2 separate regions of the Mus musculus genome follow, and region 2 is linked to region 1. A link is a contact called in ENCODE Hi-C or POLR2A ChIA-PET data. All regions are on one chromosome and are shown on one strand. Each heading gives the region's core, a stretch centred on a gene start or an enhancer-like site at or near the end of the contact. The rest is flanking DNA. Distances are from core to core; before and after follow the strand shown.

Evidence for each region. Hi-C counts contacts between places; a loop is a spot of excess contacts on that map. ChIA-PET counts read pairs that join two places held with the same protein, here RNA polymerase II (POLR2A).
Region 2: a map of left cerebral cortex shows a loop between it and region 1 (2.3-fold over the local background). The contact joins two enhancer-like sites. A Hi-C loop is called at or near these places in 1 of 37 maps with a recorded cell type or tissue (left cerebral cortex). POLR2A ChIA-PET finds 5 or more read pairs at or near these places in 1 of 5 experiments (embryonic stem cell).

Annotation. Positions count from the first base shown.
Region 1 is chr15:94,979,530-94,984,010 of GRCm38, reverse strand. All of the region lies in intron 5 of Tmem117 (transmembrane protein 117), which reads right to left. Among named protein-coding and RNA genes, the nearest start is that of Gm23129, 5.4 kb to the left of the region's middle. Within about 2 kb of position 1,998, at least 1 of the 3 ENCODE cell types and tissues checked has a DNase peak (open chromatin) inside an H3K27ac peak, as active enhancers do; it is left cerebral cortex, where a contact is called at or near this core.
Region 2 is chr15:95,020,017-95,024,211 of GRCm38, reverse strand. All of the region lies in intron 6 of Tmem117 (transmembrane protein 117), which reads right to left. The region is part of intron 1 of Gm30953 (a long non-coding RNA gene); the gene reads left to right. Among named protein-coding and RNA genes, the nearest start is that of Gm30953, 18 kb to the left of the region's middle. Within about 2 kb of position 2,054, at least 1 of the 3 ENCODE cell types and tissues checked has a DNase peak (open chromatin) inside an H3K27ac peak, as active enhancers do; it is left cerebral cortex, where a contact is called at or near this core.

The DNA of each region.
Region 1 (4,481 bases), core at 749-3,248:
GTATAAGAGATGAAACAGATCGGAATAAACATTGGATATATTACTGTAGTCTTCATGTCATGAGAGTGGTCTTCCCATCCTTTGAGTTGTGGATAGGGGAGGAGAGTTATATGTGAATATGTATCCAGTTAGGACAATGTATGCATTTTACATCATTAAGGACATAAAAGTAATTAAGTTCTTCAAAAAAATAGGAACAACTTGAATATCAACCAACTAATGAAAGAGGGACTATACTACAATGTTTATTGTGAATACAAAAGGGTTGTTGAAAACCGTTCCCTATGGGGAAATTCTGAAGGCATCTGCTAAGTAAAAGGAAGCTAGCCATGAAAAACCATGCAGTGTGTCTTATCACTAACGTAGACTTGGCAAAGACACACAGAAAACACAGACTAGTGATGGCTGTCAGACCCTGGCATGAATGGATATATTTCCTGAGCACTCTCTAGGATGATGATAATGTCCTAAAAAGTGGTAGAGACGGGGGTTTCCTGGTGTTATAGATGTACTAAATGCTGACCAAGAACCATGTACTTAAAAATAGTTCATTGTATGTTATAACAATTTCCCCTCAATGGGAGAATAAAGTTTGGGGAAAAACATCCCCACTTTCTGAATTTGTTCATTGTCTCTATCTCCACTACACACACTGAATCTAAGCTACTCTCTCCTGTTCCTTACCTGAGTCACTGACACTCACACAAATGGAATAAGTGCTTAGATCCACCACCCCCCCATAACAAATACTCTATGAAGCAGCCAAAAGGACCTTTCAACTCAAAACAGGCCACCCTCCTTGTTTCCTTACTTGAAACAGAGCCCACTCTAACTCAGCTCTACAGGACAAGATGGTAAGCCTTCTTTTTGGTATACCTCTTGTTCCCTGCCCTCTGCCCTGCCCTTAATGATACTGAGCTGCACCCTGCTGAAGTGGAAGTTTCTGGATATGTCAGGCGATACAGACAAGTGGTGCTTTGCTAAGGCAAGACCCATAGGAAGACATGTGATTTTTGGAGAGAGTATAAATAGGACTCAATGGACAGTGCTAGGGAGCTTACATAACTAGCTTTGCAATGCCTCTTTGGTCTTGCATCTCTGCTGATCTTCACTTACTTGAAAGAGGCCTAGCTGTTTCTGCTGGATCGCGCCACCACTGCTGGCTGTGGATTCATGTTTGGTATCCTGCCACTACTGAACAAGACTGCTGGTATCCTGACAACGGAGACTGGAATTGCCCCCAAAGAGCTACATCTAAACAGGTCAACACCTCCTTGTCCTATTTACTGTCTTTTCTCTCCTACCGTTAGACAGTGGGCTACAAGGGGGTCGAAGCATTTGAGAACCCTTATTAAAAGTAGGTTTTAAAGAAACTCTAAGCCTACACCCTACTGTGGGGACTTTGGGTTACCTGTCCCCCATCATTTCTGAGCTGTCTTGCTGTAGTACAGTGCTCAGTTTACACCTCAGTAATGAGGTCTCTAAACTTCCTTATAAAAGAAAACCCATAAACACTCTTTCTCGGGATACCCCACAGCACATCTTGACAAGCTGTATTTACACGTCCATCCCCACCCCACCTCCCATCCCTAGAAGGCAGGTTTTATAGTTTCTAATCCCAGTCCTGTCACTTCCAAAATAACATATTTTATCTATACATAATTTGTAGGGTTGTGTGGTTTAAAAATAGCATTTATTGAAAAATACTCAAAATCTTCAGTGCAAGCTAACAGGCTGTCTGTCACATTTGCTAGGTACCATTACTAATTATTTTAGATCCCTTTGATGTAATCTGGCAAATTGTCATAGTTAATATTGTTATCTGTTTTCTGTCATTTTGATGGCATCTGTGCCGTGTATTTTGTGCTTAAGGGCAGCTATGTCCATCTGATTCATAAACCATCTAAATAGCAAAGGCTCACTGCATTGCCTGCCTACCTTCTCAGTGAGCGAGCAGCTTCTGTTGCTTTCCTTATGTTCTCCCTTCAGTCCCTTGCCAAGGACATCCTCCTACGAGGGATCTGCAAGCAGTCTTTTCCATATAGTCACCCTTACACACCAGCAAAGGGACATCACAGGACAGTCTGCATAGCTTCCCAACATTTAAGCAAGACTGTCTCCATAGGCTTTATTTTTAAACATGACTACAAACCTTGAAGAAAATGTGAAGTAGAAATTTCTGGTTTCTTTGGAGACTCGGGTGTGTCATGTGATATTTGTCTTGTGAGAGGCTGTTTGGCTGAAGCGGGAACACGAGAGGGCATGGGATGTTTTGCTGGAGCATACACTTGAGAGGGTGCACGATGTTTGGAAAGAGTATCAATGGAACCCCACAAACAGTGAGAGGATGCCTTGCTCTGCAACTGGAAGGCTCCATTGGTCTTTGCTGATCTTCAGTTGTCATGATTTCGTAGAGAGAAATGTACCAAAGAACTTCTTGTGGTATCCTGGCTGCTTCTTGTAGCTTCCACTGGCTCATGCCAATTTGTCAGAGCTTCAAGGTTCCTTCTGGGTCAAGCCACTGCTACTTACTCATGCTTGGTGTTTGCTATTAGACTGGACTACTGATATCCTGACAAAGAAGACTGGAATCACTCCAAAGAACTACTTCTAAGTGGGTCCACAACCCCATTGTCCTATAAATATCTTTCTCCCTTACCTTTGCTTGATGGGCTAGAATGGAGATTGAAGTGTTAAAGAGCCCTAAATAAAGTAGGCTTTGAAAACTCTAAGCCTACACAAATGCTCTACCAAATAGATTTAATAATATCATAGAGATTTTTATCTGTTACACTAAAACCTTTGGGTCTCATAAAGGCCTCAACTTCAGATTTTGAGTGTTTACATATTATTTCATACTCTGCATCCAGTGGGATATAGAAAGATTAGTGGTTGAGACAGACCCAGGTCTGAACAGTCTCTTGCTTTTTCTCTATGGAATTTAGTTAAGATGTTTAACAGATGGCTGCTTCTCTGGCTGCCGAGACCAATCATGGTGTTTCTCATCTGCAGAATCAGGAAGGGTGAGGTGGGTTGGAAGATCATTTAAAACAAAAGCAAGAATCCCTATCCATGTAAAGATGCCCGTCTCTTTCCCTTTCACCTTCATGTTGTCTGAAGTGCAAATTGTCAAGGCTAATCATGATCACTAAGAATAGCTGAAAAACTACACTCCAAGTAGACATTTTTGCTCACTATACTGAGTAGTAAATTCTAAACCCATTGTTTCCCTGTTATTTTACTTCGTTTCTTTTTTTTTTAATTAATAAAATGATTGAAATTAGAGGATGTGAGACACAAGAGGGAAAAGACGGAGGAAGGCATGCTGGAAAATATGGTGCTTGTATATGAAAATCCTCCATGCCTTTTCTCTCTCTCTCTCTCTCTCTCTCTCTCTCTCTCTCTCTCTCTCTCTCTCTCTCTGTCTGTCTCTGTCTCTCTTTCTCTCTCTCTCTAAGTTAACACACACACACACTCCTACTTAGTGTTGCTCTAATGTGCATATGTTTAGAGCTGACCCAGTTAGGACCAGGTAACCTGCCTAACCTATAGGGAGCGCATCCCTGTAGGAGACAGATGCTTCCTCTCTCAGAAGCTAACCATATGCCTTTCACTCTCTATCTATGGGTGGGATTTTGTGCTACTTCTGCTTTCTTATTGGCGTGCCACCTGGTATTGTCATTATACTGACAACATTTAGGCAACAGGACTGTTGAGATTTCATGAGTTCAGGATCCCTATCTGAAAGACATCACCTGATAGTGCCTTGGTCCTCTGGCTCTTACAATCTTCCCAATGATTTCATCCATGGTGTGATCTGAATCTTTGGCTAGGAGTTGTGTTATAGATGTACCAGTTGGAGCTGGGTACCCCAGAGTCCCTATCTTTATTTTGATCAGTTGTGGATCTTTATGGAGCCTTGGCCTGAAAGGGAAGAAGAAGGAGGAGGAGGAGATGATGATGGTGGTGGTGATTTTTTTGACTAGGAGTAAGAACTTCACCTGGACTTAAGGCCTGCTTAATAGGAGGGGACTTATGCATAACACTATAAAGCTGCCCAACTAGCCATGGATAGATTAGTCATAGACTCTGGAGGAGAACTGATAGTGTCATTTTTCTAAACCAGTATATTATTAACTTTATTCTAAACACCTAACCTTATATACCCCCAAATAATTTTTAATATAAAAATTGCCGGGACCAAGAAGATGTCTCAGCGGGTAAAGAGCAGCAGCAAAGCTTAAGTGTGGGTCCATCCCCAGCACCCACAGAAAATAAATAAATAGGAATGAGAAGCCAGGCCTTGTGGTGTGCTTCTGTGGCTTGAGCACCGGAGAGAGGGGGCAGAAACCAGCTGATCCCTGGAGTTCATTGGCCAATCAACCTAACCAAATCAAGAATGTATGAGCTCCAGGCTCAGTGAGAGAAATGATCTCAAAATGTAAAGTGGAGAGCACACTCAATATCAATTTCTGGTTTCA
Region 2 (4,195 bases), core at 805-3,304, 40 kb before region 1:
TCTCTCTTCACACAAAGATACATATTCACACAGGGACACATATATCAGGAGTGATATAGATACATACAGAATAACTGTGGAAGATTTTCAGAGTTACCCAGTCTCACCACAGGAAATGCATCTTGAAAGCCGAGTACATAGTTAGAGCCTTTCTGAAGTTCCCGCAGTAAACAGCCCTGTAACTCAGAGTGAGTGCAGCAGTCGCTTCTAAAAGTGAGACCTGAGAACAGTGAGCTCAGAGGCACCGTGGTGAGGCTCAGTAAGAAGTTATTCTTCTAGAACAGTCCTACCCCACTCCCCAATGACTCTGATGCCACTAGATGCTGATGGAGGCTCTAAGAGCCAGCAGGTTTAAGCAGCAACCAGAAAGTCCTACCTACCTCGTGTGGCTATGGCAGTGACGTTCGTCTATGAGGGTGGAGATCACCAGATGCCAGACACACTGTGCACTACTGAATAAGAAGCTTTGGGGGTATGCGAACTAGAAACTGCAGCTGTGTACAGGGTCTGGTGATTCTAGCATCACAGGGGAGAGAGAACCCACTAGTGTAGAGCTCTGCTTGCAGGGAATGGCTGTGGCACCTCGTTTCCCAGACTGCAACCTCATCTTCCATAACGGCATGGTAACTTACCTTAGAGAAGTGGGAAATGGCCATTTTAACACAAACACTGACAGGGGGATAAATTCATTTTCTTCCAGTAATGTTGTACAATTTCATCTTAGGCTTTTGAGATAGGGTCTTACTACATGGCCTTAGATTTCCTGGAGCTTGCTACAAAGAACAAGCTGACCTCAATGTTGTATAATTTTAAGTTCTTTTCATGCATTAACTATCACAAAAATCATGAAATAGGTGTTGGGAAAAATTTGGAATCCTATACCTGAGAGAATAAATTCCTAAAAAATGAAGTAACTTAACCAACTTTGCTGGTCAGTAAGAAATATAGACTTCTGGAGTGTGATGTCAGAATATCCCTGTAACACCCATCACCCATCAGGTGCTTCATTGTGTACATGGCTCAATCTGATATTCCTCATGATACAGGCTTCCTAAAATGTATGTATTTTGGAGTCCAAGAAGGCTGTTTTTGTAATAATCATTTTGCTGATTCCAGACTCTCTCTGTATGACATGAAATATTCTTGCTAGCAAAATTATAAATAATGACAGCCATTTATAACTAAGGTTTTGATGTGCTTAAATATAGTTCGTCTAAGCCTCCGGGATGGTATTGGCTCACAGTCAGCACACATACATGCCAGCCTTCATTACCTTTCTACTCTGCTGTACCCTCCCCTCCCCTCCCCTCCCCTCCCCTCCACTCCCCCCTCCCCTCCCCTCTCTCCTCCTCCCCTCTCCTCTCAGCTTCAATGTGTTCCCTGGCACTGCTCTGCCACCCAGAAACTTTGGTTGTCACCTACGCTAATAAGGGTTATCACTATGGAGTCCTGGTATTGGACCTATACTTAGATATACTAGATGCCCTGAGCCTGTAGCTGGGCATCACTCCCCTGGCATTCTCCTCATGACCAGCTCCTGAGGAAATGGGACCTGCGAGATCCAGGTCCTCGTCAGGATCTACTGACTGTTCATGTTGTCTGTTGAATTACAGACCCTCCCTAGGCTGCTACATTTGTAAAAATCAGGATGCGAGGAAGCAATCTTAAACGCTCCCTCTACTCTCGAAACTTCTGTCTAAAAATAGATCTCTCTAAAAATTTAAGGCGTGAGTTTAAAATAAAGCTCCTGAATTTCAGAGGAGTGTTGGACTGCTTCCATGACGACTCCTGGCTTACAGAATGTGTTTTGTAATCTGTTCTTTGGCTTTATCAGTATATCTTTAAAATTAGTTTTAAGAGCTCATAGAGAGAGCCTGGATCCCTTGTACCATCTAATGAACATACTGACGAAGAACTGGACCATCCAAATTGGGAGATAGTATCTGAGATGAGTGTTGGTTGTTAGGATTCACCTTTAGCCTCACATGCACAATTCTGACCTCAAGTGCAGCCACAGTACGAGGAAGGATCCTGCCCTTGAAGATGCATGATAGAATATGTGAGTCAATAGGGCACATTTGACCTAGTGTAGTAGTGGTACAGGATAAGCCATAGCTACCACACCACACTCACCATGCTCCATAGTAGAGAGGACTGGGGTTAGAGCTGAATTACCCTCTCGGGGTAATGACCAGACTGATGCCAAGCACAGAAAATAACACATCTTTCAGGCTAACACAAATCTGATAGCATCTGTAACTAGGTTCCTCCAAGTGGCCGTGGTAAAACCACTGTTCATTTGCTATTGCGTAAAATCCATGTTACAGTTTCTAAGTCATGATCTTGTTCTCTTCAAGAAAACACCACAGGGATTGAAACTTTTGAGATAAGATTTGAATGCCTTTATTTCCCATTTTCTGAATCAAATTGTATGTTCATCTACGTTACATTCCTCCCCCATGTTGAATGATTTTTCTCTGTTCCCAATTACCCCTTGCAGAACTAACTAGCCATTTGAAAGTTGCCCAATATTATATATCAAACAGATTATTAATTTCATTTTCAACTGAATGCACTTATTACTGCAGTACTCATGATACAATCCTAGCATACATGCACTCTGCAGCCATGTCTTAGTTTGGAGTCTATTGCTGTAATGTCCAAGACCAACATGGGTTTCTTTTACATACACATCCCAGGTCACAGTCCATCACTGAGGGAAGTCACACAGGAACGCAAAGCCATGCTGTCTAGCTTGCTCAACCTGCCTTCTTAACCAATGCCACCTGTCCAGGAGTAGCTCCGACCCCAGTGGGGTTCTATTCTCCTTAGCAATCAAGAAAATGCCACACAGACTTGCCAACGGACAATGTGACAGGGCTATTTTCTCAGCCGAGCTTCCCCTTTTCCCATTTGACTGTAGCCCAGGCACATTATAATGATGATCCTTCTAGTTCTCCTATAAACTCCTGCTAGATATCACCTACACTGTGGCCTCTGTCAAGACAAGGCTATCTCTTGCACACTACCCACTGGGGCAGACCCCTTCATACTGTGCGGACATAACTTACTAGTTAGTTCTACTGCTTGGAGACCAATTGCTGGAGCTATTCAGAATAGGATTCCCTTCTACCACTCTCATTGAACCATCTCTCTCCCCACTAGATCAGAAGTTTTGTGACAAGAGCAAAATAGTGGCAGTAAACAAAGTGAGAGTACCACCCCATGGCTGTGTACAGTGAGCAGAGTGGGCACTTAGTATATATAGATCTAGGCATTAATACACGTGCCAGCCCTTTACTTCAGGCCACCCTAGCAACTGAAGATAGAAATCTCTATCATGCTGCTTTCAGATCAGTGTGCAAGGATTGTGTGGGATATGAAGCATGCATGAGGAGAAAGTTCAAAACACTTGGAAGGAGTTATATAAAACACTCCTAACTCCCCAGGAGCACATTCAGTCAGCTAGACAGACACTTACACTCATACATTGTTCTTTGCAAATTTCCCATAAAGCAAAAGCAGTTGGAGATATTTATTCTGAAATATAATCTGCTTTATCAAAGCATCCTGGCTATTTCATCAAAATAGATTTATGTTTGTTGCTCTCGCCTATGTTATGAAAGGAGTCCACGTTGCACACAGTAACCTTCGAGGAGTGTTTTGCTAAAGTTGGATCCATATGAATTTTTAAATAAAGACTTAACAAAATCCACAATGTGCATTTTTAACTGTCAGCCTGCTTCTCAGAACCGCACATAAAACAGAGAACACATATTTCAAACCAGTTACGTAAGGAAATATTTGTAGAATGTAATTTTCATAATTAGTTTTTAGTGAATTAAGAATTGTTTCTGGGGTAATGTTACTTTTATAATTAAGAGCTTTCTGGACAAAGAGTCTTTTAAAATTCATAACTGTGTAAATTATTCATATTTTATTTTGATATCTAATCACAGTAACATACTTCACTATGAATGACCTGAGATAATATTACCATTTGTTCATGCGTGCCCTGTTTATGAACAGTTTACCTCTTGAAATACCACACACGATTTGGCTCTTGTAAAATAATGATATTTTCACTCTGTTATTGATTCTTCTGTTCAGCAAAATAGTTATGACATATCACAATGAATTAATAAAGATGAACAGCGTAAAAAATAAAGCCTCTGGTTAAACAATTTCCCTTCTG